Linked DNA regions of Homo sapiens: region 2 is linked to region 1. The links are chromatin contacts, found by Hi-C or POLR2A ChIA-PET in ENCODE. All regions are on one chromosome and are shown on one strand. Each heading gives the region's core, a stretch centred on a gene start or an enhancer-like site at or near the end of the contact. The rest is flanking DNA. Distances are from core to core; before and after follow the strand shown. Region 1 overlaps CCDC192 (coiled-coil domain containing 192). Region 2 holds the start of FNIP1 (folliculin interacting protein 1).

Evidence for each region. Hi-C counts contacts between places; a loop is a spot of excess contacts on that map. ChIA-PET counts read pairs that join two places held with the same protein, here RNA polymerase II (POLR2A).
Region 2: a map of gastrocnemius medialis shows a loop between it and region 1 (9-fold over the local background). The contact joins the promoter of FNIP1 here to the enhancer-like site in region 1. A Hi-C loop is called at or near these places in 1 of 168 maps with a recorded cell type or tissue (gastrocnemius medialis). POLR2A ChIA-PET finds 5 or more read pairs at or near these places in 1 of 52 experiments (A549).

What each region holds. Positions count from the first base shown.
Region 1 is chr5:127,872,884-127,879,852 of GRCh38, forward strand. CCDC192 (coiled-coil domain containing 192) reads left to right here. Exons shown (of 7, transcript NM_001317938.2): 6 at 2,655-2,778. Among named protein-coding and RNA genes, the nearest start is that of CCDC192, 170 kb to the left of the region's middle. RefSeq lists enhancers at 3,014-3,063, 3,074-3,153. Within about 2 kb of position 2,813, at least 13 of the 41 ENCODE cell types and tissues checked have a DNase peak (open chromatin) inside an H3K27ac peak, as active enhancers do; they include gastrocnemius medialis, where a contact is called at or near this core.
Region 2 is chr5:131,794,185-131,801,153 of GRCh38, forward strand. It overlaps FNIP1 (folliculin interacting protein 1), which reads right to left and starts at 2,833. Exons shown (of 18, transcript NM_133372.3): 1 at 2,646-2,833. The coding sequence starts at 2,737. RefSeq lists silencers at 2,447-2,726, 2,777-3,036.

The sequences.
Region 1 (6,969 bases), core at 1,563-4,062:
AAATATACAAATATATAATAGTAAGAAGAGACAGAACATATAATCACCATAAAAGACAGACAGCAAAGTGGTCTGGTAATTGAATATTTTTTTAAAAAGAGTTAAAATTTGTACCTAGAAAGGTGAAATTCTTAACTGATATTGAGAACCCCTGTGTCTGTCCACTGAGTTCCTGCATTCTATCCATCAAATTATTCCATCAAAATGAAAATGTAGCTTGGTAAGACTTTTTCTTAGTGACAGACACCATGCCAGCTCCTAGTGACTGTTCATTAATTCTCACCTCACTGCATTTATTTTTTCTTGTGTTTATTTACTGTCAATGCATACTTTGAGAAAAGTTTCTGGAAAAATACATATCTGCATATGAATAGTTGTGACATGATTTGAGAATTTGAATACCATTTATTAAGAATTAAGGGAGGGGCAATGTAAGGAAGATAAATCTTCAGTTCTTTCTCCCCCTAATATCTTATAATGAAAAATTGCAAACATACAAAAAAGTTGAAATAATTATATAGTAAACACCCATATAACTCAAAAACTAGATTCTATAGTGAATATTTTACTATCTTCGGTTTAACACGTATCTATTGTTTCTCTATCAAACTGTCTTATTTATGCATTTCAGTGCAACTTGCTCTCATCAGCACACCTAGTCCTTAACATTTCAGCACACATATTATTGTTAGTTCTTTTTGGACACTTTCTAGCACTCCCTTCACAATCTCTCTTGCCTCATTTTCCCTCATTCTCTCCACTTTCTCAATTTTCATTTCTGTGCCCTTCCTCCTACTCTATATCTCCAAAGTTCTAAATTGTAAAAAGAAAGTGTAGAAATTTGAGCATGGAACAGTATTGAAGTGGAAAAGGTCAATGGTTACCATCCAGGACCTCACAAGGTGCTGTCACCACAGGCCTGGGATAGATGAGATCCTCATGAACAAGTTGATCCAAACCAACTCACCAGAGACAGAGGTATATATTAAAATGCCAACTTAATAATTGAAAAACACAGCTGTCCAGCTGTCAAATACCCAGACATATTTCTTGGTCAGCTTGGTCTCTCCTGAATTAATCTACATGACAGGCCAAATTATGAAGGCTTTCAGTGAATGGAGGCTCAGAAGAAGGGAATTCATTAGAAGGTCTTCATGACTTGGAGGCAGAGACTATCAGCCTTCATGTTTCAACAGCTGGCCAGCATCGTGTCTGACACCCAGAGGATGCATTCTAATAATTAGTGCCACCTCTTTACAAGTACTGCCATGAAAACCAGGCCTCTGTGTTGTGGCTCACGGTACCTCTCACCTGGATTGTGCTGGCTGAACCCTGCCTAATTCTACCCTCTAACTCCCCTTAAAGAAGTTCCATGACTACCATTCTCCTTCGAGTAACACATTTCTTTTAGCCATGTTCATGCCATTAACTAAGCTTTAGTGAAGTGCTGATCTTCCTGTTTGGGGTCTAGAAGATAACCTGATCTGGGTGACCTCCCAAAGGTTTAGATCTCATAAATCATCCAGATGATGTATGTAGTTGTACTGGCAACAAAGCAAAAAGTGAAATGAGGGGTCTTTGAAATGAGAGGCCTGTTTCTATTTAAGACCATTTTTGATAAATTGATTTTACTGGTGTTACTCTCAAAGAGGAGAGTGGTTCCCTACTGCCTGAGTATAGTGCCTTCAGAGGCCAGGGAAGAATATGATCTTACCTAGTGAGCAAAAACCATCCCTTCCCTATCTCAAGATTTATGTCTGATAAGAAATGTTAGTAGATTATTTTCCCGGCTTCCTAATTACCAGCCCACAAAGACTTGGCAAGGTGAGCTCTTCAGTGGAAAGGTAGCTATACAAAAGCAACACGAAAGCGCAAATGCAACACCTTTCACAACAGACAGCTTCTCCAAAGTTGCAGATAAATCCAATTTTAATGAATCAAATCTACTCTGAAACCCTAAAAGGAACTTTCGAGTCATGAAGTCTCGAGGTGAATCCTTTGATTATGTAACAAGTTCCTAATGCAGTTCTCCCAAAGATTTCGATCTCATAAATCAAATTATTTTAGAGTAAGGCATTCCTGTTCATTACTGCTTAAAAACCATTCTTATGCTTGACGCTTTCTTACCCTTGACACTTTCCCTGTATGGATCCCATACTAAATATCAGAAAACACCAGCGTTTGGTGGTCGTATCACACTTTAGAGTGTATTTGAAAGCAAACCATTATGGTGTTGAGGGGGAAATGACTTAGAATCAAGGCTCTATTTCATATGAGTCTACTTACAGATGGGAAAAAAAATCTGATACTAGTAGGCATTAGTACCTCGGTGGCAAATGCCAACTGGCAAGTAGAGTTCTTCTAACTGCCTCTATTATAAGCAACAGGGTTCTGACCCAGGTAAAAACTCTTCAACAGTGTAAAAGATACTATGATGAAGAGAGTGGGCTTTTTTTTGTTGAGGGTTCAAACACTCTGACAGGAGCACATACACTGTTTCACAAACCTCAAACAGGACTCAATCTAGATAAACAGGGAGTGTTTCATCTAAGCAGGCTTCAAAGGCAGTGTTTGTTCAGACATCATTCATTCCTTTTATTTCTTTGATGCGTCTGTCCCTAGTGATGGAAACTCTTATTTTTTTTTTTTTTAAGAAACTAAAGCATGAAAAGAAAGTGAAAAAACTACAGACTGATTTGGCAACAGCTAATGCCATCACAGTTCTGGAACTCAATGAGAAGATAAAGACTCTATATGAAGGAAAGCCAGCCCCTAGAGGTCAGTATTACCACGTGACAGATCCACACTGGCCCGTCAGCTGGGTGATGTATGTAGTTGTATTGGCAACGAAGCAAAAAAAACGAGGCTACAGGCCTGGTCTGACCTCTGTGTGGCACCAGTAGAGACAGCACATGAACTACTAACTCCAGGCTGGATTCACTTTCACCTTGAGAGGGGCAGGGAATGAATAAGCGGTTTGCTCGTTAAGGGAAAGTCTGTGAGGCTGAAGAGCTAGACTGAAATAGATCTGAGAAGTGTCACTGCACAAGCTGGGTGGTAGCAGGGGGAGGGCAGGGCGTAAGAAGGAAGGCAGGTGCCTGCAGGGACTGAGCTCTGGAGTGAGACAGAGCTGTCTGAAAGCACAGGCTGACAGACTAGGGCACAGGGAAGAGAACAGAATTTTTTTTTTTTTTTTTTTTTTACCAATAGGCAAATGAACCAGAAACAAGCAGAGAAGGCTGGCTGGAGATGAAATGTGGGTAGTTCAGAAAATTGTTAATAGCCACATTGGTTCTGACTTTTTAAAAAAAGACTTCTCCAGCTAACAAATTATAAACACACCATTAGGCAACAAACAAGCAAACAACAAACAAAAAAACTCCAAATCTCAGACTGTAATTTTAGCAAGAATACTAGTTAACAATTAATACAGTGCTATGGGCCAGGTATTTTGCTAAGCATTCCATGTCTATTTAATTCTAAGAATAACCTCTAAGGTAAGTACATTTAAGAATTCCCTAAGAATAAGCAGAGGCTTAGAGATGTGTGTTACCTTGCCACTGCACAAGCAACACTTGGAGAGTCACCCTCTAGAGCAGCCGCTGACCATACCCTAGTGTGCCTTTCCCAGCTTTGGGAGACTCAGGGCATTCCCTCTGCTATGTCACAGTAATATCAAACTTCACTCCTGCCTGGTGAATCTCTTGCAAAGCTGTGGTTCCTGGGAAAAATGTCTTCCTTTGATGTGTGCCACTCTTGCAAAGCCAGGAACATGCCATCGTTCTTACTCTGGCTTTCTTTATTACTCATGAGTAATTGTGGAAAAAGAGGAGCAATGCAGAATCAAATGGAGGAGGAGGAAGCAGGCGATGTGGTAGTTTCAGAAAGGGAGACACTCCCAGCACCTGACTACATGGTAAAGCTTTTCATGTGAATTTGATATTCATTTTCAATTTCGTATAGTGCTTTCCCAGGATTCAAATGCCATGTAACATTGTGAACTTGAAACAGTTTTTTCTTTCAATGAAACAACATAAAGGCAGTTTGTAAATTTGCTTTTACCACCATGAAACCTAAAAGAATAAAATCCGTCACAGAATATTATCCATTTAAAAGTCCTTATTCTGAGGCATTAGCCAGATTTTCCACTGGTTTCATTAGAAGAAACTGACAATGATTGTAGAGCACATTGGAGAAAGTTCCCCAGCTCGCTTACGAGAAGCTTTCAACTTTTCAATTGCGTTTTAAACCCGGTGCAAAAATATATATATATAATCGCAAGGTCTCTAATTCTTATTAGTTTCATTTTTTTCAATATTATTTACTGTATAATGACAATTTTGTTTCTTGGATATTTTGATAGGGCAAAATTTAAATAATACTGAGGGACTAGAACTCTAATGGCTTGGGATAGGGAAGAAAACATTAAATCTTACCCTTTTTTTGCCCATTATTCTCTTTATTTTTGTGGATTTTTTTTTTAAACTACCTGTATAGAAAAACATGGGTATTTATGAACAGATGCAAATTTAAAATTTAAATAAAGCCAGTCATTGTAAGATCCATTATGGATCAAAACAGTGATTTTCTTTTGGAGCTACATGTTGCTTCTCTTATTTGGTGGGGAAACTAAGTCAGTCGACTGACATCTAGCACTAAGATCCTAAATCAAATATTTGCACATTCTTGCTCTTCCACAGGCCCCTTGCAGCCTCACCCACATTCAATAGTCCGGGAGGTTGTCAAGGCCATTGTTGTCCCAGAATAATATTAACTGGCATTCTCAGAAATCTGGTCACCTTGGCCTCTGAATTCACTTCAGAATAAAGTGTGAAAAGATGTCCAGTAACTTTAATACACAATGACCCCTATTTAATCACAGGACAATGAGGGCTGGCCCACCCCCCCACACACATATTTCTGGACCTAGAACACCACCACTCCCCTGATTATCTTGTAAAATGTTTGTTTTGGGTTCTCAGACCTCTGTTTGCAAATGAAAGATGCTCCAGTCATAACAGCTTAAGGAGAAAGGGTGATTTACCGGCACATGTAAACAAACCAAGAGAGAGCATTGCACTAGCCTTGGAGTAAGATGGATTCCAGTCTAAAGTACCATCAGGAAACACTGTGTCACTCATCTCTGCTTCTCTCTAAAGATGGATTCCAGTCTAAAGTACCATCAGGAAACGGTGTCACTCACCTCTGCTTCTCTCTGCATTGAGACTTGATTCTCTCAGGCTAGACTTCAGAAGAGAATGGAAATATGGCCACAAGCAGCTATGGGCTGCCCTCCTTATCATATAATCTCCAGGGAAGAAAGAAAGCATTTTTCCACTAACTCTAGTTGGAAAGTGCAAGAAAGAACTCAGTCCTAGCTTAGGTTGGGTACCCATCTGTGGATATGAACCAATCTTTGTGGCCAGGGCTGAGGAAATAAGGTTGAACAAACTGTGGTCATGTCCCCACCACTGGGTGGCAGGGTAGAGGGAGTAAATGTGGGGAAGGAGAATGCTCCAGCTGGCAGCTCCTACGAAAAGCACAGAGCTGGATTAGGAGAAATCCACTTTCTTAAAGGAATATCTCATTACTGGAAAGGAGTGATAGGCAAAACCAATATCTCCTAGCCAGGCATGGTGATGCATCCCTGTAATCCCAGCTACTTGGGAGGCTGAGGCATGAGAATTGCTTGAACCTGGGAGGCAGAGGTTGCAGTGAGCTGAGATCGTGCCACTGCACTCCAGTCTTGGTGAAAGAGCAAGACTCTGTCTCAAAAAATAAAATGAAATTGCCTTGGCGATGCGGGCTCTTTTTTGGTTCCATATGAACTTTAAAGTAGTTTTTTCCAATTCTGTGAAGAAAGTCATTGGTAGCTTGATGGGGATGGCATTGAATCTGTAAATTACCTTGGGCAGTATGGCCATTTTCATGATATTGATTCTTCCTACCCATGAGCATGGAATGTTCTTCCATTTGTTTGTATCCTCTTTTATTTCCTTGAGCAGTGGTTTGTAGTTCTCCTTGAAGAGGTCCTTCACATCCCTTGTAAGTAGGATTCCTAGGTATTTTATTCTCTTTGAAGCAATTGTGAATGGGAGTTCACTCATGATTTGGCTCTCTGTTTGTCTGTTGTTGGTGTATAAGAATGCTTGTGATTTTTGTACATTGATTTTGTATCCTGAGACTTTGCTGAAGTTGCTTATCAGCTTAAGGAGATTTTGGGCTGAGACAATGGGGTTTTCTAGAGCAATCCTAAGCCAAAAGAACAAAGCTGGAGGCATCACACTACCTGACTTCAAACTATACTACAAGGCTACAGTAACCAAAACAGCATGGTACTGGTACCAAAACAGAGATATAGATCAATGGAACAGAACAGAGCCCTCAGAAGTAACACCGCATATCTACAACTATCTGATCTTTGACAAACCTGAGAAAAACAAGCAATGGGGAAAGGATTCCCTATTTAATAAATGGTGCTGGGAAAACTGGCTAGCCATATGTAGAAAGCTGAAACTGGATCCCTTCCTTACACCTTATACAAAAATCAATTCAAGATGGATTAAAGACTTAAACATTAGACCTAAAACCATAAAAACCCTAGAAGAAAACCTAGGCATTACCATTCAGGACATAGGCACGGGCAAGGACTTCATGTCTAAAACACCAAAAGCAATGGCAACAAAAGACAAAATTGACAAATGGGATCTAATTAAACTAAAGAGCTTCTGCACAGCAAAAGAAACTACCATCAGAGTGAACAGGCAACCTACAAAATGGGAGAAAATTTTCGCAACCTACTCATCTGACAAAGGGCTAATATCCAGAATCTACAATGAACTCAAACAAATTTACAAGAAAAAAACAAACAACCCCATCAAAAAGTGGGCGAAGGACATGAACAGACACTTCTCAAAAGAAGACATTTATGCAGCCAAAAAACACATGAAAAAATGCTCATCATCACTG
Region 2 (6,969 bases), core at 1,583-4,082, 3.9 Mb after region 1:
TTGTATCATGGCACTCTAGCCTGAGCAACAAGTGAGACTCCATCTAAAAAAAAAAAAAAAAAAAAAAAAAGTAAATTTCATATTTTTTTTACAATAAAAATTTTTAATTAAAAAAGAACAAAAATAACAATATCAATATTGAAGAGATTGTGAAGAACCTGTAACCTTCATGCATTGCTACTGAGAATACAAAATGGTACAACTATTTTGGAAAAGTCTGACAATTTTTTTTTAAAGTTAAACACAACATTTAGCACATGACTCTGCAACCCCACTCCTAGATTTCTATCCAAGAGAAAAGAAAATATATGTCCACATAAAGATTTATACACAAACATTAACAGCAGCATTATTCATAATAGCCCAAATCTGGGGAAAAAATATGTCCTCCAACTAGTGGCTGAATAAACAAATCATGGTATAGCCATACAATGGAATACCATTCAGTGATAAAATTGAAGGAACTGGCTGGGTGTGGTGGCTCATCCCTGTAAGCCCAGAACTTTGGGAGGCCAAGGTGAGAGGATCCCTTGAGCCCAGGAGGTTGACAGTGTATTAAGCGTGGTCACGCCACTGTACTACAGCCTGTTGACAGAGTGAGAAAAAAAGGAACTAATAAATGCAACAAACAAGACAGACACAAGACTATGACAGAAAGTATCAGTGACTGCCACGGGTGAGGAGGAGTTAGGCTACAACAGAGCATGAGGGAACTTTTTGGGTGATGGAAGTGTTCTAAAACTTCATGGGGGTGGTGGGTACACAACTGTATACGATGTATGCTTAAAATGTATTTATACTTTATTGTGTATAAATTATAGCTCAATGAAATAGTTTTTAAAAAACCCTGGGTTGATTAGATCTGTAAGTTATTAGCTATGTGACATTAACCAGAATGGTTTTTTTTCCTTCAGATATGCCTATTCTGTTTCATCAGTTTTCATTTCTCACATGCACAAGTTTTATTTTTAAAGTGAGAGATTCCATAATGTACTGCAGTTATTGGGCTTACAGATAATTCTTACTTCCACTGGCAAAAGTATATAGTTATCTGCACTGCTACTTGCTCTATCTCGTAAGATTGCTGTGAAACATCAAATAAGATAACTGATGAGAAAGTTCTTTGGTAACTGTAAAATAGTATTACGCAACTATGTAGTAGACTTTACATTTTTGAAAACCAGACGTGAAAATGTTTTTTCATATGAGTGACTTGAGAGCCTTGTAAACCTACGTACCCAAAGTCAATCTTTGTCCAGAAATAGAAAGCAGTTGTCTATTCAAATGCCACCTTTTAAATATCCTATCGGAACCTGTTTCCTATTGTCGCTTGAGTTACTAGATGGCTCAATGTAGTATTATCTAACCTGCACTTTCATTTTTCAAAGGAAAAACACTAAAGAAATGTTTAAAGAGAGACAGATGAGCATGACACATTTATTTTTCAGGGGAAAAGACAGATACGTAGAAAAACCTCTTCAATTCCATATGCATTTACTGAATTTTTCCTGATGAGACCTGCATTAGCAAGAGAGAGTGAATAATTTTAAGAATAGCAAAATTTCTTAAACCAGTGTGGCAACTTCGCCTGTTCCAAAATTTGACAGATTCTCTTTTTTTATTTTTATTTTATTTTTTTGTTTCTACTATTGTTGTACAACTGGGCTCTTTGCTATCCTACCAAGTTTAAAACGTGTGGCATTTGACATTTAGCCTAGTTATATTTGCAAGTTTCCACACTGCAATACGTATAAAGGCTGTTTGGACATAATCTCCTCAGGTGCAGTTTAACGACTAAATTTTACCTTGAATTCAGGTTTATATCAAATCTTACAATTCTGAAAAGTTACTCTGCCAGCAACAGGTACTACAATGAAAAATTAACAAAGCCTGTAACACTACAAAATGCTCTACTAACATTTTCAATTTTTAAGACTCCTTTTCAGTAACAATTCGAGGAGGAAGAATCTACAGCCAATTCCAAGGCCAGATTTCATTCAATTTGGTCTTCCTTCGGCAGTAACCCTAAACTCAAGTTTCACATTTCTCCTTCGATAACATTAAGGTCGCTCGGTCCGGTTACTGCACACCTCCAATTTTAGCGTCCAAGAAACCTGAAAGAACGGCACGTTGCCTACTCGCTCCTCCAGCCTTCTCTCAACTCAGAAGCTTGGCCAAACGTGCCGCTCTCTCCACAACGCCAACGGAGCTGGAACGCAGCGCCCGGAGGACAACTGGTCACGGGGAGGAGGGGAGAACTTCGCGGCCCGGAGTACGGCGGCTGAGGTCCAATCCAGCCCGCGCCCAACTCTACTCGGTGCCAGGAAGGCGTGTGGACCCAAAGTCTCAGGCCGCGGTGCTAGGTCCGGAGGAGCAGAGTCGCGCGTGGCTGGGGGCAGGTCGTAAACAAACCGACGGGAGGAGGGGGAAGGGGCAACGGCGAGGCGGGTGGGGTAAAATAAAAGGTAGGACCTCGCTCCAACCCTTCGGCGCTAGCCCGCAGCCGGCTCCACCCCACCGAGGACCAGATGCTGCTCTCGGCGCGGCGCTTCCGCTCGGGTCGGAACACCGAAGGCCCCAACACCCCTGGAGCCCGGAGCCCACAAGGCCATCGGCTCCGCGACCCCCGCCCCACAGCGCCCTACCTGAACCCGCAATCTGGGTCCCGGGCGTCGCGGCCGGGCGCGCCCAGCCCGGTCCTCTTGCTGAAGAGCTTCTGGAACAGCGTAGGGGCCATGCTAGCCACGGCCAGGCAGGGGTCGCTCCGCTGGGCGCTTGCTAGGCCCCTGCTCCTACAGCCGCCCCGCCACCCCCATGGGCGCCTCAGTCATATGACAGAAATTAGTCACTTCAAACGGCCACGGCGCGCGGGGCGGGGCGCGAGGCAAGGCCGGCACTCATTGGCTGGAGGGGGGCCGCATCACGTGGCGGCGCGCGGAGCAAGGGGCAAGGTGGGGGCGTGGGGCGGAGCTGCCTCCCATAGGCTCACTGGCGGGTCCCGTCACGTGGCAGGGGCGGGGCGTGAGCCGAGAGGACAGGACTGGAAGGTGGCTAGGGATGTGTAGCGGGAGAAGGGTCAGTCTCGATCTTCCCCTGTGAAGCTGTCAGCGACCATCAGAGGGTACGCCGGGGTGGCGCGGGGACGATGCCAGGAGCCTTGGAGTGCAGAAGGCTTCGACTCCCCGCACCCACAGAGTTGCGTAGGGAACCACGGGCAACCGACTCTTCCTTGTCAGCCCCTCCCTAGCTTCTGCGGCTTCACACCTCCATTCCGCGCCGGGCAGAGTCTGGCGGCTCCTGGAGCACGGAAGGCCCACAAGCGTACCCGTGGGGCCGCGGCCAAGGCTGGACTTTGAGCCCAGGACCCCAGGACCGCCCTTAGAAGGCTGCGCCGGCCCGCGAGAGGTCTGGGATCTGGACAGCGCGGGGGCTGGCTCACAGGGACTGGTGAAGGAAACTGCCGGGACCCCTGCCACAGCCATGGCTCCCCGCAAAGACGACCTCGAGCAGGCACTGCGGGCAGTTTGTACTAGCGCCTAGAACCCTGACACCGGGAATTAGTCTCTTGGAAGAGCTAGCGATTGGAGGCTCAGGAGTTAGGCTGTTTCCTTGTTAACCAACAAAATCAGGTGAAACCAACGAAGTCAGGAAGCCTAAAGACATATATGTACAGATATCTAACCCTTTACGCTAATTATTTAGATTTTTAATAAATCTATCTTAATGTTTAGGTATGAAGACGGGAGGAACTGTGGAATTTTAGTCAAGTTACAGGGAAGAAACGCTTTCTAAAAAAAGAAAAACATTGCTCACATGTGACCTCACAGTCTTATTTAACCCATGGAACCAAAATATATCAGAGTTTGTATCAAACTAATCTTATAAATTTTCAGCAACCCCATCCATTCACTCACTCCCCCTCCAGGATGAGGAAGCTCGTACAATGGGATGTAATCCTCAGAGAAATTTAGGAAATAACTTGTATATGGTTGGAAGGCTGGATAAAAATACTTTGGGCAGGCGTGGTAGCTCACGTCTGTAATCGCAACACTGCAAGGCCGAGGCAGGCAGATCGCTTTAGCTCTGTAGTTCGAAACCAGCTTGGGCAACAGTAAGACCCTGTCTCTACAAAAAAAAAAAAAAAAAAAAAATTTTAATTAGCCAGGTGTGGCCGGGCGCTGTGGCTCACGCCTGTTATCCCAGCACTTTGGGAGGCCGAGGCGAGTGGATCACCTGAGGTCACGAGTTCAAGACCAGCCTGACCAGCATGGTGAAACCCCGTCTCCAAAAAATTAGCCGGCGTGGTGGCGGCGAATGCCTGTAATCCCAACTACCTGGGAGGCTGGGACAGGAGAATTGCTTGAACCCAGGAGGCAGAGGTTGCAGTGAGCCGAGATTGTGCCATTGCACTCCAGCCCGGGCAACAAGAGCGAGACACCGTCTCAAAAACAAACAAAAATTAGCCAGGTGTGGTCACGGCGCACACCTGTGGTCCCACTCGGGTGGCTGAGGTGGGAGGGTAGCTTGAGTGTGGGAAGTCAACGCTGCAGTGAGTGCCACTTGTACTTCAGCCTGGGCAACAGAGGGGGGCCCTATCTCAAAAAACAAATACTTTTTGAGAATTTCATTTAATTAGGTATACAAATTAAATTTTATTTTCTTTAAGTGGCTACCAACTCCCACTGATTTGCAGCTAGAGTTTATGCTCTAAATAAGGGTCTGAAGATATTTAGAAAAGAAAAAGTAATAGGCAGAATTTATATCTCTTTGAGAATTTGTCAACAACCAAAATACTGAGTTTCAATGTTCCAAGACTTTTTTAAAGCACTATTTATTGATGATTAAGATAGTAACATATTCTTTCCACAATCATTTATGTTCTAGGCAGTGGGGATCCAAAGTAAAAAAGAGCTAACTTTCTAGGTGAGGAGACAGTAAATAAGTATTTAAAGTTATTGCACTATTTATTGATGATTAAGATATTAACATATTCTTTCCACAATCATTTACGTTCTAGGCAGTGGGGATCCAAAGTACAAAAGAGCTAACTTTCTAGGTGAGGAGACAGTAAATAAGTATATAAAGTTATTTCAGATAGTAACTAATGTTGTGGAGTTAGTAAGAAATAAGCAATGAAATGAGGGTGTCAGCAAAGTCTGAGGAGGTAACATTTGAGGTGCTTAGGTTGAAAATCATTCAGTTGCTCTGTGTATTACCCAAGGTCCAGAAACTACTGGGCAATACAGGATCAAAACAGCAGTACTATTTCACCTAGACATTTCAGATAATCCTCTGGCATCAAATGCTGAAAGATTTCTAACAGGGTAAAATGAGCTGTGTATATTTTTCTCACAAAACATTTGAATGTAGAATGAAAAATGAAGTTTTTGTAAACAAAAAAATAAAGTCAATGCAATTTTTAAAAAGTAAACAGAAGTGTAGATCCTATCAGTCAATTAATGGGGCAATCATTTGGGAAGTTTTGTTTTTACACTAGTTAAGTTACACTAAATGAGTACAAGTGGAAACAGGCCAAAGTCTGTCTATACGGGACCAAAGACACTAAGGACTAATGGCTGTCCATGACTGGCACAGAAAAGAGTAGTTCCAGGTCCCCTCAGAAGGAACTTTCCAAATACAATAACCTTGTGTGCTTTCGTCTTGGGAAAAAATTACTTCATGGGTAATTATAGATATTAATAGTAAGGGAAAAGAATATAACTGCTTGCATAAGAGACACTTTCAGTATTCTCTAATCATGTAATAGCTTTATTTCTGTAGTCTCATTTAGTCTTGAAAGGTACAGAGAAAAACTAGATTTACTTCCTATTATTGATCACATTTCTCCTACATTGCAGTGTAATACTAAAGTCACAGAATCAGAGAGCGCTGAAATGATACAAGTTTGTAATAAAAGAGGACAAAACTATACATAATTATTCAGATTAAAATTTAAATATTTCAATTTTAGTATCAGTGAATATTATCTTTTATTTTTCCTTTTACTTAGTACTACATCCTATCACAGAGAAGCTGAGGTGTCTTACAGGCAGCCTTTGTAAGTTTAAGGAGTCAGCAAAGAGGAAATGTGAGAAAGAAAATAATTACCTACTCATTCATGCTACGTTATATCAATGTGGAACTACTGGGTTACAAAGATTAGACATAAGGCCTACTACACTCTCACTCAAGGGTGGAAGATTTAGTCTCCTCAAAACTCCAACAGTCTATAGATTTCTGTCCACCTGCTTCAAAGATTCCCCTCCTGATAGCATAAAAGACAGGCACTCTTTGCTATAGGCATTTCCTGGTTACTACATATAGGAAAAGGTGGCAATAAAACTAAAATCTTCCTCAACCATCATGCTAATAAGTATAGTCTCAATTATGCTGAATTATCATGAAACAAATTATAATTTCATTGATGACATCTCAGAACAAGACATTCAAAATCAAGATGATCAAGTAGACCTGCCCGAAAAACATTAAATGGGCTCAAGTTACCCCACTTTTAAAAACTCCTAAACCAACTGACCATTTATTGCTATATAATAAGGAAATGGCAGTATTCTGAAGCACCAGAAAACATAAACAGTGATTTATTCAACAAACATTTCTTGAGTCCCTCCAACATCTCAGACTCTACTGTAGGCACTGGGAATATGGTACTGAACAAGAGAGTCCTTATTCTTAGAAACTTAGTTTTTTGTGGGAAGAGACAAAATAAACAAGATGTTTGCAAGGTGTGCTAGGAGCCAGGAAAGAAAGCATGGATAGCAAGCAACTGATGGAGACCAAATTTAGATAGGGTGGTCAGGGAAGGCCTATCCAAAGATGCGTGATTTTAGCTAAGATGTAAAGAATGAAAAGGAACCAGCTATAGGAAGAAGGTGGTGAAGAACATTCTGGCAAAGAGAAGAAAAAGTACAAAGCCTCTAAGAGAGAAATGGTTTTGGCCTGTTTGAAGAG